Regions from separate parts of the Homo sapiens genome. Here region 2 is linked to region 1. The links are chromatin loops, found by intact Hi-C in ENCODE. Cell type or tissue: PC-9. All regions are shown on one strand. Each heading gives the region's core, and the rest is flanking DNA. Links, peaks and the distances in the headings are about the cores only. Region 1 has its middle 33 kb from the start of SPPL2A. Region 2 has its middle 25 kb from the start of AP4E1.

Region 1 (16,301 bases), core at 4,525-12,524:
CAGTTTAGGGAGGGTCAGAATCTTGTAGCCTCCAGCTGCATGACTTCTAAACCATAATTTCTAATCTTGTGGCTAATGTTAGTCCTACAAAGGCAATCTAGTCCCCAGGCAAGGAGGTCTGCTTTGGGAAAGGGATGTTGTTGTCTTTGTTTTAAACATTTTTGTTTTCAACTATAAACTAAGTTTCTCCCAAAGTTAGTTCAGCCTATGCCCAGTAATGAACAAGGACAGCTTGGAGGTTAGAAGATGGAGTTGGTTAAGTTAGATCTTTCAATGTCTCAGTCAGAATTTTGCAAAGGCAGTTTCAATCATCATAGTATTGGCCTTCTAAAAATGCTGCAGTGATTAAATAAATAAATAAAAAGTGCAGCATAATGCTTGGTGCATATTAAACACTCAGTGTTAGCTGAGTGCAGTGCATGCCTGTAATCTTGAGGCGGGTGGATCACTTGAGGTCAGGAGTTCGAGACTAGCCTGGCCAACATAATGAAATCCTGTCTCTACTAAAAATACAAAAATTAGCCAGGCGTGGTGGCAGCCACCTGTAATCCCAGCTACTCAGGAGGCTGAGGCAGGAGAATTGCTTGAACCTGGGAGGCAGATGTTGCAGTGAGCTGAGATCGCGCCACTGTACTCCAGCCTGGGCCACAGAGCAAGACTCTCTCAAAAACAAAACAAAACAAAAACAAAAACAGCCACTCAGTGTTAGCTATCTTTACTGGACTCTGCAGGCACCCTTAGTGTAGGTGGTGACGTTCGTGTGCAAATAGATTTGCCCTTCCAGCATGGAAACTGGGTGTTTCCAGGACATCTGTGGGGTGAGGGCTTTTATTATCATTGTTGCTGCCTGGAGTGTAGGACAGACTACTTAAAGCAGCTGCTTTCCTGTGAATTGCTAATTGACAACTTGTATCTACAAGCAGCAGGTTTGATTTTATTTTCTTACTTTCATAAGCTCAATAATAGAAGTCATTGTTGAGAAACAACTAGGCCTATTTAGCTAGGTAGTAAAGTTACAAGCCAACTAATGAAAGGAAGACATACTTGGAAGAACTGTAGGACAAAAGTAAGATTAAGGAAGGAAAACACTTTAAAGCTTGCTTACACAATGACTTTACAATAGGGCAACTGGCTGGAACCTTTGTAAAACGATGTCGAGTCATCAAAACTTTAAGTTTAGGTGTGGGTAGGCTGGATTTAACACAATAAAATAATATGCGCATGTCAAACATGTACCAAATGCAGTATATCCATATCTCATAAAGATATAAGGCCCTAAAACAATTAACTTATTTATGATGCTCTACGATTCAAACACATTTATCATAATTAAAACAAATTCATTAAAATACGAAATGCCAATGGGAAGACAAAATACCTCTATAACCTCTGAAGTGTACTATCTCAGAACTCATCTGTAGGGCACCGCAGAGGTCACTCTAGGCTGGAGAGGAAGGTCAGGAGGATACCTTGCTCCAGACCCACCCACACCAGGTAGTAAAAGATAGGCGTGGGCCCAGCTGAAAGTAAATGCTCTGGCAATTCAGCACAGCAAAGGGGCCTCAGTAGACTTCAAGGGAAATGGGCATAGTTGAAACAAATGATTGGTCTGCCAACTAGGGCACCAGGGCACAGTAAGATTCCCCAGCAAGAGTGGGAGGCAGGGTATGAAGAGGACAGACAAAACTCAGGACTCCAAATGTACAGAAAGCTGGCTTTAGGATGTTTACCATGGTTCATTAGTATAGAATGTGCTTCTGGAATAGGACTCAGCAAAAGGAAAGCAAAGCAAGGTCTTACTCCTAGGAGCTCCTGGTGTATGAAGCTAAAATCCCCCAAATCAAGACTAAGTTGTGCAAGCAAAAATGGAACTCAGGCTCAGGAAGCAGTGCCCGTTACCAGAACAGGCTACCTCATGAGCATAAAAAGCTGCAACTCCTGGACAGGCACAGTGGCTCATGCCTGTAATCCCAGCACTTTGGGAGGCCGAGGCAGGCAGATCTCTTGACATCAGGAGTTCAAGGCCAGCCTGGCCAACATGGTGAAACCCCGTGTCTATCAAAAAAACAAAAATTAGCTGGGTATGGTGGTGCGTGCCTGTAATCCTAGCTACTGGGGAGCCTGAGGCAGAAGAATCACTTGAACCCTGGAGGCAGAGGGTCGCAGTGAGCCGAGATAGCGCCACTGCACTCCAGCCTGGGCGACAGAGCGAGACTCTGAGACTCCGTCTGAGAAAAAAAAAAAAGCTACAACTCAGCTCTTCCATGAAAGGCACTGACCAAATTTCAGGTTAGATAAAGCAGGGAGGAAGCGTTAGACAACACAGGAGTCAAGTGGTCAACGCTAATGAAAGGACCTGCTCCTTCCTTCCAAACCCTTATACATTGCGGGTGATGACTGGCGTATACCAAGCTGTTTAAGTGCTTTTTATTCCAGCCCTGGATGGATCAAGGAATGGGGGAATATAATGCTCTGAATGTAACTGGGGCTTTTTTGTTTTGTTTTTGTTTTTTTTTTAGCTGGAGCCTGGCTCTTTCACCCAGGCTGGAGTGAAGTAGTGCAATCTCTCAGCTCACTGCAACTTTCGCCTCCGGGGTTCAAGCGATTCTCCTGCCTCAGCCTCCTGAGTAGCTGGGATTACAGGTGTGTGCCACCATGCCCAGCTAATTTTTTGGTATTTTTAGTAAAGACAGGGTTTTACCATGTTGGCCAGGCTGGTCTTGAACACCTGACCTCATGTGATCCATCTGCCTCGGCCTCTCAAAGTGCTGGGACTACAGATATGGGCCACAGTGCCCAGTCAAATGTAATTGTTAATTTCATTTGTTCATACAAAATCTCAATGGTTAAACAATAACTATTTTCTATTCGTGTCATGGTCCAATATATAAATAAACTGGTTGGGGGTGAAGTGGATGGAGGCTTACTCCACACAGTCATTCATGGACCCAAAAGCCAAGTATCTTTTATCTGGTAGCTGCAGTGTCTTCTTGGGCCTTGGAATCCTCCGCTCGTTTTTCTGCATCTGGTTGAAGAAATGAAGAGTGAGGGAGAATCTCAAGTTCAGTGTTTTATGGGATAGGCCCAGAGACAGATACATCATTTTGCTTACTTTCCATTGGTGAGACTTAGTCACAAGGCCCATACTAGTTGCAAGACAACTGGTAAATATTTTGCAAAAGTATGTTAAGGAAGAGAACACAAATTTAGATAGAAGAGATAGCCATTCTTCCATGACAGGAAAAGAAAGGAGAGATAGCAACAGTAGGAATGAAACGGGTGGATAGCACTATGTTAAAATGGTTTCCCTTTTAAAAAGTTAATTTACATTTTATTTTATTTTATTTTATTTTATTTTTGAGACAGAGTCTCGCTCTGTCCCCCAGGCTGGAGTGCAGTGGCACGATCTCAGCTCACTGCAACCTCTGCCTCCTGGGTTCAAGTGATTCTCCTGCCTCAGCCTCCTGAGTAGCTGGGTTTATAGGCACGTGCCACCATGCCCGGCTAATTTTTGTAGTCTTAGTAGAGACGGGGTTTCACCATGTTGGCCAGGTGGTCTCGAACTCCTGACCTCAAGTGATCTGCCTGCTTCAGCCTCCCAAAGTGCTGGGATTACAGGCGTGAGCCACTGTGCCCGGCCTACTTTTTATTTTTAAAATGTATATTTTTTTAAGAGACAGGGTCTCCCTATATTGCCCAGGCTGGTCTCAAACTCCTGGGCTCAAGTGATCCTCCCACCTCAGCTTCCCAATGTGCTGGGATTACAGGCGTGAGCCACCACGCCTGGCCAAAAAGTCAATTTACTTATGGGGAGAAGCAAGCTATAATCATGTAATAATTCATTGATTTATTCACTACTTTATTCAGTCAATAAAAAGTTCATTGAGGACTGACTGTACTGGGCCCATAAAGATGAACCTGTTTAACAAATTATAATATTGTGATTTACAATAAAATATGTACATTTGGTTCTCTGTATCTGTTCTGCATGTCAATGAAGAAAAAGAGGCATAAGACCAGACTGCAAAGCAGTAAGACAAGGCCTTTACTGGGGTCTTAGGAGTTGTAATTCAGGAGACATACATTTGGCTGGAAGCCAAATTGTGCTCCAATAAGAGGGAGGAGAGAGGAGATTTATAAGGAAGTTAAGGGTGATTATGGAAGTTGTTTTGAAAGAATTATCATTGGTGAAGGCAGCTGGCTTAGTACGTGAGTCTATAATTCATTGGTTGTTGCTGATCAGGAGTTGCAGTAGTGGTGAAATTCAGCTGTTTTCCAGGATGTTGTGGTGATTGCAGTTTGGCCCAGTTCAAAGGTAAAGGCAAGTTCCTGGGTTTTCAAAAATCCAGGTTGTAGGTCCTTTGTAGAATGGCCTCCTGACTCCATCTTAGAGCTCTGAGCCAGAGGTACCATATTGTATGCCATATTTCATAGTGGATTGAACTAACCACACATTGAAAATATTTGGGAAAAAAAGGATAGTTACATCTGTATTGAACATGTATAGACATTTTCCTTGTCATTATTCCCTAAACAATACAATATAACAACAATTTACAAATCATTTAATTGTATTAGGTATTATAAGTAATCTGGAGATGATTTAAAGTATACAAGAGGATATGCCTAGGTTATATGCAAATACTATGTCATTTTATAAAAGGGACTTGAGCATCCAGGGATTTTGGTATCTGAGGGAGGGCCTGGAACCAATCCCCCAAAGATAGCAATGAACGACTGTATGTATTTGATCTTCTTCCCTGTTTCTTGGCATACAGCCCTTAAAACCCTTGAATCTCCTGAGTGGTAAGAGTGTCTTTTGTATGCTAATGATATGACTGATGGCTGGGGGCCTCTAGATAGCTTCAGGATTGGGGCTGATCACTGGAAAGACTGAGCCATGATTGGCGCTTCCAAAACTGCCATAGAGGGGAGAGGGTTGAGTTGATCGCCAATGGCCAATGGTGTAATCAATCATGCCTACATAATGAAGCCTCCTATAAAAACCCAAAAGGACTGGGTTCAGAGAACTTCCAGATAGTTGAAAACATGGGGCCGGGCGCGGTGGCTCATGCCTGTAATCCTAGCACTTTGGGAAGCTGAGGCGGGTGGATCACGAGGTCCGGAGTTCAAGTCCAGCCTGGACAATATGGTGAAACCCCATCTCTACTAAAAATACAAAAATTAGCCGGGCATGGTGGTGGGTGCCTGTAATCCTAGCTACTCAGGAGGCTGAGGCAGGGAACTGCTTGAACCTGGGAGGCGGAGGTTGCAGTGAGCTGAGGTGGTGCCACTGCACTCCAGCCTGGGCGACAGAGAAAGACTCTGTCTCAAAAAAAAAAGAAAACAGAGGTTCTTGGAGGGTGCTGCTCCCTGAGGGGGCATGGAAGCTCTGCACCCATCCCATATGCTATGAGCTATGCATTTCTTCCGTCTGGCTGTTCATCTGTATACTTTGTAATAAATGGGTAAATGTAACTAACTTGTTTCTCTGAGTTCTGTGAGCTGTTCTAGCGAATTAATCAAAGCCAATGAGAGATTCATGGGAATCCCTGATTTATAGCTGGTCAGTCAGAAATACAGGTGACAACTTACTGTTCGTCACTGGCATCTGAAGTAGGGGGCATCCTTGTGTGACTTAGCCTTGAATCCGTGCGATCTGACACTATTTCTAGGTAAATAGTGTCAGGATTTAATTGAATTGGAGGACACCTGGCTAGTGTCTACTGCAGAATTACTTGTGGGGTTTTTTCCCCACACAGACCTGGTGTCAGAAGTATTGTGTTAAGTATTGTGAGTGTGGGAAAAACACTTTTGTATTTTTACCTTTTGTTTTGCTTTTTTGTAGAGACAGAGTCTCCCTATGTTGCCCAGGTTGGTCTCAAACTCCTGGCCTCAAGCAATCCTCCTGCGTTGGCCTCCCAAAGTGCTGGGATTACAAGCATGAGCCACAATACCTGGCCTTTTTTCCTCTTTTTTTTTTTTTTTTTGTGAGATGGAGTTTCGCTCTTGTTGCCCAGGCTGGAGTGCAGTGGTGTGATCTCGGCTCACTGCAACCTCCACCTTCTGGTTTCAACCGATTCTCCTGCCTCAGCCTCCCAAGTAGCTAGAATTACAGCGTCTGCTACCACACCTAGCTAATTTTTGCATTTTTAGTAGAGGCAGGCTTTTACCATGTTGGCCAGGCTGGTCTCAAACTCCTGACCTCAGGTGATCCACCTGCCTTGGCCTCCCAAAGTGCTGGGATTACAGGTGTGAGCTACCACATTTTATGTAATTTCACTGAAAGTTTTTCTTATATGACTGTGTGATAAATCAGTTTTAAAATGAAAAGAAAAATCATTTTTAAATTTTCATGTTTATAAATCTCTTAATAGGCTATCTTTTTCATGTAACCAGTTGGAAAAAATACAAGCAGTAACAGGATTATAATTCCTTAATAATATGGCAACGTAGTATATTTTGATGAAACATTCCATATTCCAAGACTATGTGTATAACTTTTAGTGTCAGAAGGGTGAAGAGATTAGGAAGAGGATAGAAGGATTAATAAATGGATTATTTGCCATTAAAATCTTCTCTTACTCATCTTGTGATTAAGTCTTCAGGAGTTTTTAGTGTGGTCTTCATTACAAACTTGTATAAAAGTTTGCTTTTTAATTTTATTTTAACAATTACGAGACAACAAAACAGTTCTTTGCTGCTTACCATTGATCAGTCACTGTGCTTAGAGCTCTATATTCTCATTTAATCCATATAAAAAATCCTTTAGGTGCCATTATATTCCTGTTTTACAGGTAAGGAAAATGAATCTTTGAAAGTTAAGCCACATATGGTCGCTTATGCCTGTAATCACAGCACTTTGGGAGGCCAAGGCAGGTGGATCATGAGGTCAGGAGTTCAAGACCAGCCTGGCCAACATGGCGAAACCCCATCTCTACTAAAAATACAACAATTAGCTGGGCATCGTTGTGGGCCTGTAGTCCCAGGTACTTGGGAGGCTGAGGCAGAAGAATTGCTTGAACCCGGGAGGCAGACTTTGCAGTGAGCCGAGATCATGCCACCCCACTCCAGCCTGGGTGAGAGAGCAAGACTCCGTCTCAGGAAAAAATAATAATAATAATAATCATCTGGCCAAGACATTGAGTTGGGATTTGAACCCAGGCTGATGGATTTCAGAGTTCATAGCTTTTTCCAGGTTTACTTATAGAAAAGATGAGTGCAAACAATAAGATAATTGATAAGACTTTGAATGAAAAGAATTTTTTGGCCGGGTGTGGTGCCTCATGCCTGTAATCCCAGCACTTTAGGAGGCTGAGATGGGTGGATCACCTGAGCTCAGGAGTTCAAGACCAGCAACCAGCCTGGCCGCCACAGAGAAACCCTGTCTCTACTAAAAAATACTTTATTTTTTCCTTTTTTTGAGATGGAGTTTCGCTCTTGTTGCGCAGGCTGGAGTGCAATGGCACGATCTCGGCTCACCACAACCTCCGCCTCCCAGGTTCAAGCGATTCTCCTGCCTCAGCCTCCCAAGTAGCTGGGATTACAGGCATGCACCACCATGCCCGGCTAATTTTCTATTTTTAGTAGAGATGCGGTTTCTCCATGTTGGTCAGGCTGGTCTCAAACTCCTGACCTCAGGTGATCCACCTGCCTTAGCTTCTCAAAGTGCTGGGATTACAGGCGTGAGCCATCATGCCCGGCCAAGAATTTTTTATCCTTTGGCATATATTTCAATCTGGGCCATCAAGCACAATTTTCAAAGAAACCCTCTTTATTTTTCCAATCCTGTCGTGCAAGAAATATTCTTGCTGCATAGCCCTGGGGATGCCTTTTTTAATTCCCTGAACTACTGCAAGGGTAGTTTGGCTGGGCCTATTAACAAGTCATAACATGAAATCAGCTGTGACAGGCCTTTCTGCCTCCTGTCTTCAACTTTCCAAGTGTCAGAAAGGTGGCTTAACCTGTACTTCCAGTTTATACTGCCACCAAGTAGAGAAAAAAAAAAAAATGTACCAAGAATACACTGTGCCAATTGCTTAAAGATGAAACAATTTTATTTTCTTTTTAATAACATAATTATCCCATTAGGCCAAATATTTACAATGTGAAGTTCAATTCAGTAGTGGTGAATAGGATTTTTTTACTTGAAAGATTGAGTTGTATAATTCCAAATGACCCAGCCACACAACTAATGAATTCATGGTGAACATTCAGACTAAACATGATCAAATGTAACCTTTGGTTAGAAATACATATTTCCAATATGATATCCAGCGAGTTTCTGAATATTTGAATTGTTTTGTTCATTTGCAACGAAAATAGATTTATAGTTTGTGTCTGTGTGTGTGTTTTTTTACTCTGGTTATTTCTCATTGAAACCTAAAAATCCACAGGGGCAGGAAAGGATAGATTGACAGGGTACCCAGAAAACAAGGACTGTTTGCAGGTTGACTCTAACCCAGAGGCATTGACAACAGAGTGTGGAGAAAGTTCAAATGCCAGATCTTGATTCCCAACATTGATTATGGGAACAAGAAGAAGACAAAGCACATGCTGCTCGGTGGCTTCTGGGTTTCTGGTCTACAGTGTCAAGGAGCTGTAAGTGCTGCTGCAGTGCAATAAATCTTACTGTGTTGGGATCGCTCACAATGTCTAAGAACTGAAAAGTCATAGAGGAAAGAGAAGCCCGGCTGGCCATGAGTCACCAATCCCAAGGCCAAGTTGCACAGCAAAGAAAATTAATAGACAGCTGTCAAAAGCTGTTAAGACAGCAGGCCTCAAATAGAGTCATTCATGCTGAAGTTCAGCAAACTGAAACCTAAGTTGTATACCTGTAAGATATGATCTTCTGAGAAATCAGAAGACAAATTATAGCCAAATCCCATTAAGCCAACAAGATTTTGCCTATGTCCCTATAAGGAAGATAACCTCGAAATGACAAATCTGCTATTTGTTTCTTGTTTCTGTTTTTCTCCACTTTTTTTTGTCTGTTAAACTCACCCACTCTCTTTAGCTCATCAGAGCTCCTTTCTATTTTGTAGACTGGATGCTGCCTGGTTTATGAATTGCCAATAAAAGCCAATCAGATCTTTGAAACTTGGCCAGGGATGGTGGCGCAAACCTGTAATCCCTGCACTTTGGGAGGCCAAGTTGAGCAGATCACCTGAGGTTAGGAGTTTGAGACCAGCTTGACCAACATGGTGAAACCCCAACTCTACTAAAAATACAAAAATCAGCCAGGCAAGGTAGCAGGTGCCTGTGATCCCAGCTACTCCAGAGGCTGAGGCAGGAGAATGGCTTGAACCTGGGAGGCAGAGGTTGCAGTGAGCAAAGATCACCACTACACTCCAGCCTGGGCGACAGAGTGAGAATCTGTCTCAAAAAACAAAAAATGAAAAACAAAAGCAAAACAAAACAAAAAAGATCTTTGAAACTCAATTTGTTGAAATTTTGTTCTTTCTCACACCTCATGTGTAAGTTTTAGTTGTGTTAAATAAAACCATAAAAACTCTGGGGAAAAAAAAAGATTCAGATTCCCGAAGCTCAGAGTTCCTTGTACAGGTGTTAACTGGCCCTATTTACATTATCTTGTGGGGAGTGGGACTCGGGGAGCTGGCTCAAAAAATTCAGACACTGTAGATACTGCTATTGCTGTGGGTAATAAACTATTTTTATCTTTGATCCAGGAGTCTCATGTCTTCTATCAACATCCATGAAACTATGACAGGCTAACATGTTAACTTGTAAGTAGGGTACAATCTCAGATCCCTTACAGTTCTTGACATAAGCTGTCTCTGGAGGGAGAGACTACTTATTTCACTGAATAATATTACACGCCAGGCAGGATGATGAGTACTGAGAATACAGCTTACTTAGCTTGGTACTACTAGTAGAATTGCACTGTAGTGAAACTACTAAGCTAGTTAAACTCAGAAGGTGGTCAAACTCAGACTAATAAAATCCTAGCTGCAATTGTGATCACAGTTCAACAACAGGATGGAGATCATATGGTTTTTAGTCTTCAGAGAATGAATGCATTCTCTGCAGATGGCAGGGAGCTGAGAAACACAAAGAGGTTCATAGGGACTTATAGAATTCTCTCCCTTTTTTTTTTTTTTAGATGGAGTTTCACTCTTGTTGCCCAGGCTGGAGTGCAGTGGTGTGATCTCAGCTCACCGCAACCTCTGCCTCCCGGGTTCAAGTGATTCTCCTGCCTCAGCCTCCTGAGTAGCTGAGATTACAGGCATGAGCCACCATGCCCGGCAAGTTTTGTATTTTTAGTAGAGACGGGGTTTCTCCATGTTGGTCAGGCTGGTCTCGAACTCTGGACCCCAGGTGATCCGCCCACCTTGGCCTCCCAAAGTGCTGGGATTACAGGCATGAGCCACCCACCGCACCCAGCCAGAAGTCTCTAAAACAGTACTCCTCAGCCTTTAGAATGTCAAGAAAGAAGATGCCTTTTAGATGGACTCACTCTTTCTATAACTTTCCTCTGAATAAACTGTCCTAAAGAGTGACAGTAGGAGTATCACTTTCTGGCCCACAGATCAAAGGGCATGTCTACTGTGCAGACACCTGGCGATGAGCTATTTGTAAGTGGGATTTCTAATTTAGGTTTGCATCTAGGATGGGAGAGAGGCAGGTACTACATTAAATGTGGGCACAACCAGTAAACAGAACTGCACCATGAAGGATTGGAAAGTCATAAATAGAGAAAGTCTAGAGCCCCAAAGCTGTGGGTGAAACAGAAGTGGTTTCAGATACAGGACCCAAGAAACTGAGTTTTTAATAGATAGGGGCTCCATCAGAAAGTAGGATGTCATTTCCTTATGATGATAGTAAGCAAGAGAACCTGGCAGGCAAGACCTAGCCAGTAGTCTGGGCCTAGCAGACAGTCCACAGGTGCTAAAATAATTTAGTAAATAAACAGAGTATTCTAGATTCATCTGACAAGTTAGATACAAATAAGTATCATATAGTGTTCAGCACAAAGAAAACGTGCCTGGCAGTGGTGAGCACCTGTAGCCCCAGCTACTTAGGAGGCTGAGGTGGGAGGATCACTTGAACCCAGGAGTTTGGGTCCAGCCTGGGCAACATAGTGAGACCCTGTCTCTAAAATAAAATAAAATAATAAAATAAAATAAAGTACCTGACACTGACACCTAATATGTGGTAGCACAAAACCAGGAGCTTGGCCGGGAGCAGTGGCTCATGCCTGTAATCCCAGTACTTTGGGAGGCTGGGGTGGGTGGATCACCTCAGGTCAGGAGTTTGAGACCAGCCTGGCCAACATGGCAAAATACTGTCTCTACTAAAAATACAAAAATTAGCAGGGTGTGGTGGCGGGTGCCTGTAATCCCAGCTACTCGGGAGGCTGAGGCAGGAAAATCGCTTGAGGCTGGGAGGTGGAGGTTGCGGTGAGCCGAGATCACACCACTGCATTCCAGCCTGGGCGACAGAGTGAGACTCTGTCTCAAAAAAACAAAAAAACAAACAACAACAAAAAACAGGAGCTTACACATGTGGCAGGCAAGAGTTTGGTCCCTCACACTGGGAGCAAGAATTCATTAATCCAATAAAAGTATATTGGGGCCAGGCACGGTAGCTCGTACCTGTAATCCCAGCACTTTGGGAGGCCGAGGCAGGCAGATCACTTGAGGTCAGGAGTTCGAGACCAGCCTGGCCAACATGGTGAAACTCCGTTTCTACTAAAAATAAAAAAATTAGTTGAGTGTGGTGGCGCATACCTATAATCCCAGCTACTTGGGAGGTTGAGGCAGGAGAATTGCTTCAACCCCAGGAGGTGGAAGTTGCAGTGAGCCAAAATCATGCCACTGCACTCTAGCCTGGGCAACAGAGCGAGACTCTGCTTCAAAAAAAAAAAAAAAAAAAGTATATTGGGGCCAGACGTGGTAGCTCATGCCTGTAATCCCAGAACTTTAGGAGGCTGAGGCAGGAGGATCGCTTGAGGCCAGGAGTTCAACACCAAACTGGGCAACATGCTGAGACCCTGTCTCTAAAAAAACGGAAAGAAAGAAAGAAAAAAAGTATATTGGTACTGTTCTAAGTGCTATGGAGGGAGAAAGCAGTGAACAGGACAGACAAAAGTCTTTGCCCATTTTTATTCTAAATGAAGTTAAATCTGGCTCTGTACCACATTGGTCAAGGGAGATGGGAAATCTGGGTTTTGTCATGTTTACTTTGAGGAGGGGGGCATTTCCTAGGGTATCTTCACCTTCCCAGGGTCCTACACATTCCAGAATATTCAGAGGTGAGCCCTCTGGTCTTCAGACCACACTGGCTACCACTGCTGGGTGTTGATCCTAGTCCTGTGGTTTCTTGGCTGGCCCACTTCTAATATTTTCAGGGTCTAGGATGAGAATACAAATGGAAGTTTATATTAAATATTTGAAAGTTATAAATCAGGCCAGGTGCGGTGGCTCACACCTGTAATCCCAGCACTTTGGGAGGCCGAGGAGGGCGGATCACGAGGTCAGGAGATCGAGACCATCCTGGCTAAAGTGGTGAAACCCCGTCTCTACTAAAAATACAAAAAATTAGCCAGGCGTGGTGGCAGGCGCCTGTAGTCCCAGCTACTGGGGAGGCTGAGGCAGGAGAATGGCGTGAACCCGGGAGGCGGAGCTTGCAGTGAGCCGCGATTGCGCCACTGCACTCCAGCGTGGGCGACAGAGCAAAACTCCGCCTCAAAAAAAAAAAAAAAAAAGAAAGTTATAAATCAAGCTGACAACCTCTTAAATAGGTTCTGTCATTCTGTCTTGACAAATATATTTTCATAACAAGCTGGAAGTCCTTGTTCAAATTTAGAATTTGAGGACTTCTTGGGCTTCTGCATCTGAATGTGCAGGTGTAAGAAAAGCTGGCCCTAGGCCCTAGCTTTGGCCTCTGATGATATTGTGATTAATAATAAGAAATATATATTGGGTCTTCTTCCTTTTCCTACACAGAGCTTCATTTCCTGGGTGATTGCAGTGTTTTGTTCTAATGAGGCATCTCTCAGTGGCCCCTAGATAGCTTAAGGATGGGGGCTGGTTGCAGAGGAACCATCCAGGTGATTACAGGGTTGGAACATTCAGCCCCATCCCCTGACCTCCAGGCAGGAGAGAAGGCTAAACATTGAGTTGATACCAATGGCCAGTGATTTATTCAGTCATGCCTATATAATGAGGCCTCTATAAAGACTCAGGAGAACAGTATTCAGAGAGCTTCCAGGCTGGGGAATGTGTGGACATGCTGGGAGGGCAGTATACCCAGAGAGGGTATGGAAGCTGCATGCCCCTCACCACATACTTTGCCCTATGCATCTCTTTTGTTTGGCTGTTCCTGAGTTGTATCTTTTATGATAGATGGGTAAATGTAAGTAAAGTGTTTCCCTGAGTTCTGTGAGCCATTCTAGCAAATGATTGAGCCTAAGGAGGAGGTCATAAGAACCTCTGGTTTATAGACAGTCTGCCAGAAGCACAGGTGGCAACCTGGACTTGTGATTGGTAGTTGATGTGGGGGCAGTCTTGTGGGACTGAGCCCTTAATCTTTGGAATCTGTACTGACTCCCACTAGATAGTGTCAGAAGTGAGTTTAATTCCCAGTTGGTGTCCATAGAGAATTGGAGAGTGGCTTAGTATGGGAACAAAACCCCACACATCTGGTGACAGACATGATGTATTGAGAGTGGTGTGAGGATAGAAAAAAATAGTTTGTTTTTCCTGTATATTTGGCGTTTTTTCCTTCTTACACTTCCCCTCTTTCACTTCCCATCCCAGCTCTGTTCAGGACAATAAAGGAACTTGCATGCATGTGTGTGTAGACCAGCTTACACATCCAAGCTCTGTTCACCAATCCCCATTCCTGCCAAAAAGTCACCTTTTAACTGTCCTTCATGTGAAGGCGTGTACACAGAGGCATGGCTGCCTTCAGGAATGTAAATCCTGGAAAGAGACTGGCTCAGGACCTGGAAATAGTTCAGGCCATTTGGGCTGGGAATTCTGGGGTCCCATTTAGATGAAGCACGGTCTACAAGGGTGAGGTGTGGGCTCCAGGTGGACATGCCCCTTGTGGACCTCTTCTCCCATAAAGAGGGGCACAATCCCATGGAGGGCCAGAGTAGGGCTCTCTAAAGTGTGGGACCCAGGACAAGAGCTCATCTCTCCTAGGTGTACAGGTGGTTCTGTCCTTGTGGATAGGTGATTCCTCTACTTGTTTTTTTTTTTTTTTTTTTGAGACGAAGTCTCACCCTGTTGCCCAGATTGGAGCGCAGTGTTGCAATCTTGGCTCACTGCAACCTCTGCCTCCTGGGTCCAAGCGATTCTCTTGCCTCAGCCTCCCAAGTAGCTGGGATTACAGGTGTGCACCACCATGCCTGGCTAATTTTTTGTGTCTTTAGTAGAGACAGGGTTTCACCATGTTGGCCAGGCTGGTCTCGATCTCCTGACCTCGTGATCTGCCCTCCTCAGCCTCCCAAAGTGCTGGGATTACAGGCTTGAGCCACCATGCCTGGCGATTCCTCTACTTTTGAGCACAGGTTGAGCCAGAGGTGTATACTAAAATTGGAAGACTTGAAGTCTAGTGACCAACCCTTCTTGCCCCCTGCAGTGCGGCACACTGCCAAGTCAGCTATCACGATCAGAGGCCTTGGACCCAAGTACTGTGTGGGAGCACACATGTCCCTGATTTTCTTGAAACCTATAAGCACTTTCTCCTAAACTTGGGGAGATAGTCCCCAAATAACTTTATTTCCAGTATTGGTCTACTTCTTCTCCCAACCCTTGGTGCCTCCTGCCACCTCCAATAATCCAGCAATATCACCTCCAAGACTAGATAGAAGGTTGTATTCTAAGTGTCAGGCAACTTTTAATTTTGGCCCTGCGACATTAGGGCTATTAACCATTCCCTGAAGCAGAGGGCTACTTTCTTCAGATGAGTGAGGCAAAAATACCTACAGCAGCCTGAGCAAAACACAGATTAACATCTCAGTTCCCCCCCAACAGATACATATTATCTCATTCATTTCTTTTTTTCATTTTCTTTTTATTTTTGAGATGAAGTCTCACTCTGTCGTCTAGGCTGGAGTGCAATGGCACGATCTCGGCTCACTGCAATCTTTGCCTCCTGCGTTCAAGTGATTCTCCTGCCTCAGTCTCCCAAGTAGCTGGGATTACAGGCATGCACCACTACACCTGGCTAATTTTTTTTTTTGAGACAAAGTTTTGCTCTTGTTGCCCAGGCTGGAGCACAATGGTGCGATCTCGGCTCACTGCAACCTCTGCCTCCTGAGTTCAAGCAATTCTCCCGCCTCAGCCTCCTGAGTAGCTGGGATTACAGGTGCCTGCCACCACCCCTGGCTAATTTTTGTATTTATTTTAGCAGAGATGGAGTTTCACCATGTTGGCCAGGTTGGTCTTGAACTCCTGATCTCAGATGATCCACCTGCCTCGGCCTCCCAAAGTGCTGGGATTACAGGCATGAGCCACCATGCCTGGCCTAATTTTTGTTTTTTGTTTTTGTTTGTTTTTTGAGATGGAGTCTCACTCTGTTGCCCAGGCTGGAGTGCGATGGCATGATCTTGGCTCACTGCAACCTCCGCTTCCTGGGTTCAAGCGATTCTCCTGCCTCAGCCTCCAGAGTAGCTGGGACTACAGGTATACGCCACCACGCCCAGCTAATTTTTTTGTACTTTTAGTAGAGACAGGGTTTCATCATATTGGCCAGGCTGGTCTCAAATTCCTGATCTCAAGTGATCCGCCCGCCTTGGCCTCCCAAAGTGCTGGGATTACAGGCGTGAGCCACCGCGCTTGGCCCATTCATTTATTCATAACGGTTTTGTTAAGGAAATTAAACTGAAGCTCAGGAAGATCAAACAACTTGCTTAAGGCCATAAAATAAGGAGAAGAACTAGAATTCATTTCCAGAGCTGTCTTACTTCAAGGCTTGTGCTCTTTTCACCATCCACCAGCATCTACCACATCTAAGAGTTTTAAAGACATTTTATTTTTGTTTTATTTATTTATTTATTTAAGATGAAGTCTTGCTCTGTCGTCCAGGCTGGAGTGCAGTGGCGCAATCTCGGCTCACCACAACCTCTGCCTTCCAGGTTCAAGCGATTCTGCTCTCTCAGCCTCCTGAGTAGCTGGGATTACAGTCACAAGCCACTGCACCCGGCTTATTTTTTGTATTTATAGTAGAGACAGGGTTTCACCATGTCGGCCAGGCTGGTCTTGAACTCTCAACCTCAGGTAATCCACCCACCTCGGCTCCCAAAGTGCTAGGATTACTGGCGTGAGCCA
Region 2 (12,150 bases), core at 4,151-12,150, 87 kb after region 1:
CAGCCTGGGCAACAGAGTGAGACTCTGTCTCAAAAAAAAAAAAAAATACACAGAATCAAACAAAATGTGGTATATCCATATCATGGAATATTATTCAGTCTTACAAAGGGAGGAAATTCTCACATGTGCTACAACATAGAGGAAACTTGAGGACATTATGCTAAGTGAAAAATAAGCCAGCTGCAAAAGAGAAAATACTGTATGATTACATTCATATGAGGCACCTAGAATAGTCAAATTCATAGAGACAGAAAGTAAAATGTGGTTTCCAGGGGCTCAGTGGAGAGGCAAATGGAGAGTTATTGCTTAAAGTATAGAGTTTTGATTTGGGAAGATGAAAAAATTCTGGAGATGGATGGTGGTGATGGTAATAGAGCAATGTGAATATACTCAATACTACTGAACTGTACACTTGAAAATAGTTAAGATGGTAAACTTTATGTTATGTCTATTTTACCAGTTTTTAAAAAAGTACACAGAAAGCAATGAGAATGAATCAAGTATAGCTACACACAATATGACATGGATAACTCTTACAATGTTGAGCAAAAGAAGCCAGATACAAAATGGTGCATACTGTGTGATTCTATTGATATAATTCACATGTTAGAAGTCAGGATGGTGGTTACTTCTGGGGGAGGCAGAGATAAAAAAGTAGCATAAACTTCTAGGGTTCTGGTAATATTTCTGTTTCTTGACCAAGTAGTGTTCACGTGTAAAAGTTAATTGCACAGTATATTTATAATTCGTGCAGTTTTCTGTATGTATCTTAAGCTTCAGGTTTTTTTCTTTTCTTTTTTTTTTAAATGGGACAGAGACAAAGTGAAGGGGAATCACCAGGACAGTTAAGGGACTTTAAACATTTGTAGGAAGAAAAGTCGAACAATTTCAGGGTGGTCGAAGTAGTTTGTAGTCTTCAAATATCTGAAGGAGTGGCATGTGGAAGAGGAAGCAAACTTTGCTCACCATACCCAGAGGGGTGATGAGCCAGAGTTAGAGGAAGACAGAATTTAGCTCATTAAAAATGATGCTTCAATTATAGGGTAAGAATTGGATCTCTTAGGAAAATCACACAGCTTCAACTTTGGGACTAAAGGTAATTGGGTATGAATCCTGGCTCTGCCACTTACTTGGATGAATTATGTCACTCAATCGAGTTTCACTTTCTACATCTGTAAAATGCGACTGGTACTAACCACTTGCTGGGTTACTTTCAGGACTAGTGATAATGTATAGCACATACTTTGCCTAGGCCCTGGCCCATAGGAAGTGCTGAAGAAGTAGTAGAAGTTATTTTCAGAAGAAAATGACATAGAAGATGGATTACACCTCAGTGAGGTGTTATGTATTAAAGCATTGGTTCCTTTCAACCCCAAGAATCTATGTAACTTGCCCAAGGTCACACAGCTAATAAAGCCTTCGGTTCCTGATTGGTCCACTCCACTGGGCTGCCTTAGGTGAGAGGATTTCTAGCATCAAGCCGTTGCCCATCAGGGCTAATCAGATAATCATGTCTGTAACAGACCATGAGGGTTAGGATCTTATTCCTTTAAATTCTGACTGTACTCTACAATAGTTCAAAGGGGGAAATCTGGGATGCTGGTTCAAGTGGTAGCCGTGAACAGACAGGTTACGGCTTCAAAGCACCAGGTATTGGGGGTGTGTGTGTGTGTGTGTGTGTGTGTGTGTGTGTGTGGTGTGGTGAGAGAAATTGTTTTAAAAAAAATTTTTTTTTAATGGATTAAGGAAAAAATGTGAAGATAAGTTTAGCCAACTTCACCATTTTTCAGGGTCCAGCTCTTACTGACTGAATAAATAAATCATGAGGCAGAAACAAGAGATACTGCTTTGAAAACCAGTTTCTTCGGCCGGTCATGGTGGCTCATGCCTATAATCCCAGCACTTTGGGAGGCTGAGGCGGGTGGATTGCCTGAGGTCAGGAGTTCGAAACCAGCCTGGCCAGCATGGTGAAACCCTGTCTCTACTAAAAATACAAAAATTAGCCAGGCATGGTGGCAGGTGCCTGTAATCCCAGCTAATCGGGAAGCTGAGGCAGGAGAATCACTTGAACCTGGGAGGCGGAATTGCAGTGAGCTGAGATTGTGCCATTGCACTCCAGCCTGGGCAACAGAGCGAGACTTCATCTCAAAAAAAAAAAAAAAAAAAAAAAAAGAACAGTTTATTCATTTGTAGGCAAAAGCAATGGACTCAATCCACAAAGGTGAGAAAAACCTGAGTTAACACTTTGGCCTAAATTTTCCCAAAGCCTCTTTCTTAGCCTGACTCCAGGCTGCTTAACCCTTATATTTCCAAAGGAAATGACTTGCTGGGGCGGGGCGTCTCAATTTCTACTCTAGGCTTTCTTCCCAACCTCTGTTAAATATTTCTGCCTTGGATTTATTTATGCCCTGGACACAAGAGGAGTCTCTATGACAAGAGACTTGAGGAAACAAACACCTAAAACAGTGTCTCTTTGTCTTGGGCATTATACACTTAAGTCACACTGACCCTTTAAACTTCTACAGCTGCTCAAATGTTATGTCTTGGCCCATATAACTTTTATACTGGATGAAAAATAAATGATATGAATTTAGCTCACTATAGCTTTGGTCTTCGCCAAAGGAAAGAAATACCAGCAGCTTCTTTTTGCAAGTAGCAATTTATTTTAGTGCTTTCCTCTTCAGACTAAAGCCCTTGGTAGAAACCAAAATTACAGCCAAAGCCCACACAGAAACCTCAGATTTTAGTCATATGTCTTGCAAGGATGTTACATCATTTCTTAGTTTACCAAATGGAGACATTTCCTGAAACACAGAGACTCACTGTGAGCTTTGGCCTAAAAGATTTTGGGACTGTGTAGCCCACAATGATCTTAAACTAAATCTTATTTAGGTATCTCATTGACAGACATTTTTTCTTTCACCTTGATCAGTGTGCCTGTCCTTTACGCAGGTGTAATACAAAGCAGTTACTTGTCTTATTTCTGAGATCTCAACATCAGAGTCCTACAGGAAATGATGGCGTATTTAAAATGAATAATTTTTAGAATTCAAAGAAAGAGCCTAAAAAAATAAAGAAAAAAGAAAAAGAAAATGAGTAATTTGAGGAGAGTATAATAAAAAGGACTATTTACAAAGGTAAAAGAGTTCTGGGGAAGCAGCAAGGAATTGGGCAGTATTCTAGGGTTAGTTACTGCGAGCAAATGAGAGGGAGTAATCCCTTCCAACAGCAAGCAGTTTTCAAGCTTTAGTATGCATCAGAATTACCTGGAGGACTTATTACAACACAGATTACTCAGCCTCACCCTGGAGTTTCTGCTTCAGTAGGTCTGGGGTAGGACTAAAATATTTGCATTTTGCATAAATTCCCTGATGATGGCAATGCTACTGGTCTGGAGAGAAAACTGTGTGGAGAAGGCAATTTGGGGCCAGAGGTGTAGCTCACGCCTGTAGTTCCAGCACTGTGGGAGGCTGAGGCAGGAGGATTGTTTGAGTTTAGGAGTTCAAGACCATCCTGGGCAACATAGCAAGACCTTGTCTCTACTTAAGGAAGTTGGGCATGGTGGTACATGCCTGTAGTCCCAGCTACTCGGGAGGCTGAGAGTGGGAGGATTGCTTGAACTCACAAGGTCAAGGCTGCAGTGAGCTACGATTGTGCCACTGCACTACAGCCTGGGTGATTGCCAAAAAAAAAAAAAAAAAAAGGCAGTTTGGCAATTTGACACAAGCTGTGCCCTCCACAGAGAGATGCAGCCAACATGGGAGATCCAGCAGGGACGTACCAAGAGAATCTAATCATCAAAATCTACCCCTATCCAATTCCTTCTGTTGCTCCTTTTTAAACTCAACCAGCAGCCGAAAGGCAAGGGAACCCAGTGATGCAATTCAGACAATTCAGCCTTTAGGATATGGATCAGAGTAGAAAGTAGAGTTGGGTGAGCAAATGGGAAATATCCAGCACTTCTATCACAAAATATCAAGTACCTTCTCCTCACTACTTTTTTCATGCTATTTTATATTTTTATTTTGCTTTCCAGTATATACATGAACATTCATATACATGATATAAATGTAATTTCACAGTAACCCTATAGGGTAGGCAGGAAGATATTTATGCTTACTTAGAAATAAGAAAACTGAGGCTCAAAATGGTAAAGGCTACACATCTGAAAACAGCTTGGATTTTATCACAGGTTTTCTGGGTCCCAATGTGGGGGGCTCTTGCCACCACTTCACACTGCAGACATGAGGGAATCTGGTAGTGATGCTGGTTCCCCCACTCGAGGCTTCTAGGAATCTCTTTCTCCTTCACTGCCCCACCTGCATTCCCCTTGAGCTGCATTCTCTTCTGGAAAAGGTGACTCTCTTCTTTGACTGAGGAGCTCAACCCTTGCTCAAGGGCATACAATGAATTTAGTCTTCTACTAGAGTCATTTATTTGCATTTTTCACTGATTTTCAACCTTTTCAGTGGCAGGGCTACTTAGTCTTGATTTGGGGGCCTTGGAGAGACAAATAAATAACAGCTGTTACCCATCTGAATTCCTTTTGAGAAACAGACACAAAAATCAGACAGACGGAAATAAAAGCATCAGCTTTAATGAGGGTGAGGACAGAGTAGACAAGCTGCCGGTCAGGTCTCACAATCAGACTTCCTAATACAGTCATGCACTGCATAAGGACTCTTTTTTTTTTTTTTTTTTTTTTTTTGAGACGGAGTTTCACTCTTGTTGCCCAGGCTGGAGTGCAATGGCACGATCTCGGCTCACCGCAACCTCCACCTCCCAGGTTCAAGCGATTCTCCTGCCTCAGCATCCCTAGTAGCTGGGATTATAGGCATGTGCCACCACGCCCGGATAATTTTGTATTTTTAGTACAGATGGGGTTTCTCCATGTTGGTCAGGCTGGTCTCAAACTCTTGACCTCAGGTGATCTGCCAGCCTTGGCCTCCCAAAGTGCTGGGATTACAGGCATGAGCCACTGCCCCCGGCCAAGGACTCTTTAATTAATGATGAACACATATATGACAGTGGTCCCTTAAGATTATAATACTGTATTTTTACTGTACCTTTCCTATGTTTAGATATGTTTATATACACAGACACTATTGTGTTACAATTCCCTAGAGTATTCAGTACAGTAACATGTTGTATAGGTTTGTAGCCTAAGAGCAATAAGATATATCACATAGCCCAGGTGTGTAGTAAGCATCTAGATTTATTTTATTTTTATTTTATTTTATTTTATTTTTTTTGAGATAGAGTCTCACTCTGTCGACCAGGCTGGAGTGCAGTGGCACAATCTCGGCTCACTGCAACCTCAGCCTCCCGGGTTCACGCCATTCTCCTGCCTCAGCCTCCCGAGTAGCTGGGACTAAAGGCGCCCACCACCACATCCGGCTGATTTTTGTATTTTTAGTAGAGACGGGGTTTCACCGTGCTAGCCAGGATGGTCTCGATCTCCTGACCTCGTGATCTGCCCGCCTCGGCCTCCCAAAGTGTTGGGATTACAGGCGTGAGCCACTGCGCCTGGCCAGCAGCTAGATTTATTTAAGTGTGCTCTATGATGTTTGCACAACAAAGAATCACCCGGTTCCAGGTACCGGTCCCTGGCCTGTTAGGAACCAGGTCACACAGCAGGAGGTGATGGCAATGGCGGTGAGCAGGAGGCGGGCATTACTGCCTGGGCTCCACCTCCTGTCAGATCAGTAGCAGCATTAGATTGTTATAACAGTGCAAACCCTATTGTGAACTGCACATGTGAAGGATCTAGGTTGCATGCTCTTTATGAGAATCTAATACCTGATGATCTGTGGTGGAAGTTTCATCCCAAAACCATACCTCACCCTTCCAGTCTGTGGAAAAATTGTCTTCCACAAAACTGGTCCTCCCCTGGTGCCAAAGGGGTTGGGAATCACTGACCTAATTACATATTTCTCATAACGTATCCCTGTCTTTAAGTGATACATGACTGTACTTGACTCCTGAACTTTTTGGGGAGGCAGGAGTGTATGTGTGTGGGGAGGTGCACATGCTTCAGCGGTGGGGTTGGTGGGAGGATGCACCTGTCTAGTGGGCAGGCTAGTCCAAGAAGGTTGCAAAAAGGGCTGAGCATGCTCAGTTCCTTCCTCAGTGGTTCAGTCAGATGAGTCACTCCTTCCTTGGGGAGAACTGAGAGGGGAAATAGCAGGAAGCTAAATGCTGTCTTCACAATTCTTCTGAAGTGGAAGTTTCTATTTTATGGACCTGGGAGAGGGAGAAAATGGCTTCCCCAACAACACTGCTCTTAGCAGTACAGATGGTCCCCAACTTAAAATTTTTCGACTCTACCAGGTGCAAAGTGATATGCATTCAGTAGAAACCATACCTTGAGCACCCATACAACCATTTTGTTTTACTTTCAGTACAGTATTCAATAAATTGCATGAGATATTCAACGCCTTAATATAAAATAACTCTAGGCTAACATAAGTGATCTGAGACTTTTAAGGTAGGCTAGTCTATGATGTTCAGTAGGCTAGGTGTATTAAATACATTTTCCGCTTATGATATTTTCAACTTATGATGAGTTTTTTGGGATGTAACCCTACTGTAAATCAAGGAGCATCATCTGTATGTAACACCTTGCTCTTAGCAGTATAGAAGGACTACTGATGCAATTAATTCTGTCATATGATCTACGTAGTTTTTGAAGTTTTGATTCTCGTTAGTATATTAGTACAGGGCTGGGCGCGGTGGAGTATAGCCTCAGGCTTCAACAGTACTATCACTTCTTTGGAATGTTATTTAGTTTCTTTTTAACTTGATTCATTTTTGATCCCTTGGTCAGTTCCCATAATGCTCTGGATCAGGGCCTGCTTGAATATTAAATTCCCATTGTTTCCTTCTGGGAAGGTCTCTGCTTATCCAATCTGGAGCCTATCTTTCTTCCTTGTCCTGGATCTGGTAGACTATTGAGAAAAGTCCTTACAAAGATTTCCTGGGAACTGGATTTTTAAAATGAGTGCATGTGGGAAAATACTCTCCAAGTGCAAAGGGGACTCTGTTTTTACCTCTACTTATATTTCCAGCTCCTCGGGGAAAATAAAAGTATTACAGGTCAAATCTCTTTACAAGTAGCTCAACTTGACTGTCTAAATATGTGGTATGGAGTAGAGTTTTATTTCATGGATTACTGCTTGCACTAGGTTAGACATAAACTGGGCTGTGGAGAACTTTTGGTTAAATAGAGATTTTCATTGCAAAGGTATTTGTTGTAGAGGAATTTACCCAGTAAACAGATATCTTCCAGCTAATGTTTTTACCAGGCTGATTCAGACCGGGTAGCAGGAGCGGGAAAACACTGTGGACACAGTCTGCTGGCTAGCGGTCAAGGCAGAGGCAAGTCTGGCACAGGCAAAAGTCTGTGTGAAATGTGGACCTGAGTCATGAAAGGAGGGGAAGAAACTAGTATGTGTCATTCTGAAAAAGCTCTTCTTAGGGCTCTTTGGGCTGTAACCACTGCCTCTCTCCATAGAGAGTCACAGGGCCTCACTTGGCTCTTCCTGCTGCATTTTCAGACTTAAAAGGAAGCCACCGGCCGGGCGTGGTGGCTCATGCCTGTAATCCCAGCACTTTGGGAGGCCGAAGCGGGCGGATCACGAGGTCAGGAGATCGAGACCATCCTGGCCAACACAGTGAAACCGCATCTCTACTAAAAATACAAAAATTAGCCGGGCATGGTGGCGCATGCTTGTAATCCCAGCTACTTGGGAGGTGGAGGCAGGAGAATCCCTTGAACCAGGGAGTTGGAGGTTGCAGTGAGCCGAGATTGCGCCACAGCACTCTAGCCTGGCGACAGAGTGAGACTCCGTCTCAAAAAAAAAAAAAAAAAAAGGAATCCACCTTCAGGCAAATTCCCTCCGCCTCTCAAGAAAGATAATAAAACAAAATGGAGAGTCCTCGTCTCTAAAAAACCTGGGTCAGGTTTTGAATGAACGCAGTACCGTGACCCAGCATTAGGGGCTAGGAACGTCCACAGTCACGACTGAGGCTTGCTGCTCTGGCGCCCCCTTGGGCATGAGAGTGGAACTGTATACAAAGTTGCCTAAATCCCCACTGCTGCAGTCCCCAGAACACCACCCAGTGTCTCTTTTTCTAGGCCTTTCTCAGCCTGGAGAGTTTCCTAACTTTTTGCCATTCCCAAGGTTTTTCTCTGACCACCACCAAACCCTTCTCAATCTACTAATTTTTCTAAACAAATTATTTTATCTTTCTAATTCTGCATGCATCTCTAGTCACTAAGCCCCAGAAAGATCCTGTAGCAAGCTGTCAATCAATAATAAATTAGCATTTCTGAAATTCATGAGACTTTTTCTTAGTTTTATTGAAATATATTTTATGTACCATAAGACTTCACCCATTATAAGTGTACAGTGAATAATTTTTAGTAAATTGATAGCTTTGTGCAACCACTGTCACAATCCAGTTTTAGAACATTTCTAACACCCAGAAAATTACTTGTGAGAATGTGCAGTCAAAAAAAAAAGAAACAAAACAAACAAACAAAAAGAGAATTTGCAGTCAATCCTCACTTGTTACCTTCAGTTTCAGACAACTACTGATCTGCTTTCTGTCTCTAAAAATTTTCCTTTCCTGGTCATTTCATATAAATGAAATCATACACTATACAGTTTTTTGTGACTGGCTTCTTTCACTTAGCATAATGTTTTCAAAGTTCACCCATGTTGTAGCATGTGTCAGTACTTCATTCCTTTTTATGGCTGAATAATAGTCCATTGTATATAGATAAACTACATTTTGTTTATTCATTCATCAGTTGATGAACATTTGGGTTGTCTCCAGTTTTTGGCTATTATGAATGATGTTGCTATGAACATTTCTATACAAGTGTTTGCATGAATATATGTTTTCATTTCTCTTGGGTAGATACTTAGTAGAATCGCTGAGTTGTATGGCAAATCTATTTAGCTTTTTAAGAAACTGCCAAACAATTTCACAATGTGGCTGTTCTATTTTATATTCTCATCAGCAATATGTGAAGGTTTTCCCATAACTCCTCCATCACTAGGTATTGTCTGACTTTTTGGTTATAGCTTAGTGGGTGTGTTAATGCTATCTTATTGTGGTTTTGACTTGCACTTCCCTCATGACTAATGATGTTGCGCATTTTATCAAGTGATTATTAGCCATTTACATATCCTCTTTGGTGAAATGTCTATTCAAATGTTTACTTCATTTTAAAATTAGATTATTAGTCTTCTTATTACTAAGTTATGAGTTCTTTGTATATTTTGGATATAAGCCCTTTATCACATACATCAGTTATAAATATTTTCTTTCAGTCTACATCTTTTCAATTTATTATGGATGTCTTTTAAACCCAAAAGTTTTAATTTTGATAAAATCCAATTTGTCAGCTATTTTTGTGAACTGTGCTTTTGATGTCATATTTAAGAACTCTGCCTAGCCCAAGGTCATAAAGATTTTCTCCTGTGTTTTCTTTTTTAATATGAAACTCTATTTTTCTTTTTTTTTTTTTGAGACAGAGTCTCGCTCTGTCGCGCCCAGGCTGGAGTGCAGTGGCACGATCTCAGCTCTCTGCAAGCTCTGCCTCCCAGGGTCACACCATTCTCCTGCCTCAGCCTCCTGAGTAGCTGGGACTACAGGCGCCCGCCACCACACCTGGCTAATTTTTTGTATTTTTAGTAGAGACGGGGTTTCACCATGTTAGCCAGGATGGTCTTGATCTCCTGACCTCATGATCTGCCCACCTTGGCCTCCCAAAGTGCTGGGATTACAGGCGTGACCACTGCGCCTGGCCTCTCCTGTGTTTTCTTTTAGAACTTTTGTAGTTTTACTTCTCACATGTAGGTCTGAGATCCATTTTGAGTTCCATTTTGTATATAATGTGAAGTAAGAGCCTAGGTTCACTTTTTTGCATATGGATATTCAATTGTCCCAATACTATTTGTTGAAAAGATGGTCCTTTCTCCATTGAAATGTCTTGGCTACTTCATCAAAAATCAATGGACCATAATTTCTGAACTCTCAGTTTTATACATGTCTATCTTTACACCAATACTACATTGTCTTGATTACTATCTGTTTATAGTAAGTTTTGAAACTGGGTATTGTAAGTCTTCCAGCTTTGTTCTTCTTTTTCAAAATGTTCCTGGATATTACATATAAAATTTAGGACCAGCTGATTCATTTTTCATTTTTGCCAAAAAGCCTGCTGCAGTTTTTTGCTTGTTTGTTTTAGAGATATGGTCTCACTCTGTCATCCAGGCTGGAGTGCTGTGGCATGATCATAACTCACAGTAACCCTGAACTCCTGGCTTCAAGTGATCCTCCGCCTTAGCCTCCAGAGTAGCTAGGAGTACAAGCACGCACCACCGTGCCCAGCTAGTTGTTTTATTTTTATTTTTGTAGAGATAGGGGTCTCTCACTGTGTTGTCCAGGTTGGTCTCAAACTCCCAGCTTTAAATTATCCTCCTACCTTGGCCCGATAAAAGGCTAGGATTATAGGTGTGGACCACTGCATCTAGCCAACTGCTACAGCTTTGATAGAGATTGCGTAGAATCTAAGAACATTTTGGGGAGAATTATAATCTTAGCAATACTGAGTCTTTTCGATCCATGAACATGCAGTGTCTATCCATTCACTTACATCTTTCATCTAACAAAAAAAGCAAAAAAAAAAAAAAAAAAAAAAAACCAACACAACAGAATTGCTGGGCGCGGTGGGACATGCCTGGAATCCCAGCACTTTGGGAGGCTAAGGTGGGTGGATCACTTGAGGTCAGGAGTTCGAGACCAGTCTGGCCAACATGATAAAACTCTGTCTCTACTGAAAATACAAAAATTAGCTGGGTGTGGTGGTATGCGCCTGTAATCCCAGCTGGGGAGGCTGGGGCAGGAGAATCGCCTGAACCGGGGAGGCAGAAGTTGCAATGAGCCAAGATCACGCCACTGCACTCCAGCCTGGGTGACAGAGTGAGACTGTGTCTCAAAAAAACCCCCCAAAAACCCTAAAAACCAAAACAGAACTGAAGGGAAAAAGAGTGATTCAAGAATACCTGGAGATTTCAATACACGCTTTCAAAAATGGTTAGAAACCAGAGAGAAGATTAATAGGAAATTGAGGACTTGTACAATCTATAAACCAATTATACTTAACAGACATATGCACACTCTGCCCAACAGCAGCAGAGTACACATTCTTCTCAAGTATATGTGGAACATTCTACAGGACAGACTGTATGTTAGGCCACAACACAAACACTAACACATTTAAAAAGACTGAAATACAAAATATATTTTCTGACCACAATGGAATGAAACTAGAAATCAATAACAGAAGGAAAACTGGAAAACTCACAAATATGTAGAAATTAAACCACACACTTTTAAACAACAACAATAGGTCAAAGAAGGAATACAAGGGAAACTGGAAAATACCTTAAGATTTATGAAAATACAAACACAGCATACCAAAACATATGAGATGCAGCAAAACAGTGCTGAGAGAAATTAATAGCTGTAAACACATTCATTAAAAAAGTGGAATAGGCCAGATGCGGTGGCTCAAGCCTGTAATCTCAGCACTTTGGGAGGTCAAGGTGGGCGATCACTTGAGGTCAGGAGTTTGAGACCAGCCTGGCCAACATGGTGAAACCCCCCTGTCTACTAAAAATACAAAAGTAAGCCAGGATTGGTGGCGCATACCTGTAACCCCAGCTACTCGAGTGGCTGAGGCACAAGAATCACTTGAACCTGGTAAGTGGAGAGGTTGCAGTAAGTTGAGATCATGCTACTGCACTCCAGCCTGGGCAATGAAAGGAACCTCTGTCTCCAAAAAAAAAAAAAAAAAAAACAAAAAACACGCCGGGCGCAGTGGCTCACGCCTGTAATCCTATGTAATCCTAGCACTTTGGGAGGCCGAGGCGAGTGTATCATGAGGTCAGGAGTTTGAGACCAGCCTGGCCAAGATGGCAAAACCCCGTCTCTACTAAAAAATACAAAAACTAGCCAGGTGTGGTAGTGGGCACCTGTAATCCCAGCTACTCGGGAGGCTGAGGCAGAAGAATCGCTTGAACCTGGGAGGCGGAGGTTGCAGTGAGCCAAGATCACATCACTGCACTCTAGATT

The links. Hi-C counts contacts between places; a loop is a spot of excess contacts. Peaks named below come from ENCODE experiments on the same cell type or tissue, not always from the same donor. Only the 100,000 strongest peaks of a DNase experiment are listed, where the experiment ranks them.
Region 2: a loop joins it to region 1, with 8 times the contacts of the local background. A loop is called at or near these places in 3 of 110 quality-filtered maps.

The regions. Positions count from the first base shown.
Region 1 is chr15:50,790,210-50,806,510 of GRCh38, forward strand. It overlaps the pseudogene RPL32P30. Among named protein-coding and RNA genes, the nearest start is that of SPPL2A, 33 kb to the left of the region's middle. In PC-9, for the core only: no CTCF peak of the experiment used is centred there; DNase peaks (open chromatin) are centred at 7,942 and 8,712.
Region 2 is chr15:50,878,005-50,890,154 of GRCh38, forward strand. No RefSeq gene overlaps it. Among named protein-coding and RNA genes, the nearest start is that of AP4E1, 25 kb to the right of the region's middle. RefSeq lists enhancers at 1,032-1,201, 6,263-6,382 and a silencer at 4,165-4,334. In PC-9, for the core only: CTCF peaks have their summits at 8,032 and 8,235; DNase peaks (open chromatin) are centred at 7,407 and 7,997; H3K27ac peaks cover 2,085 bases.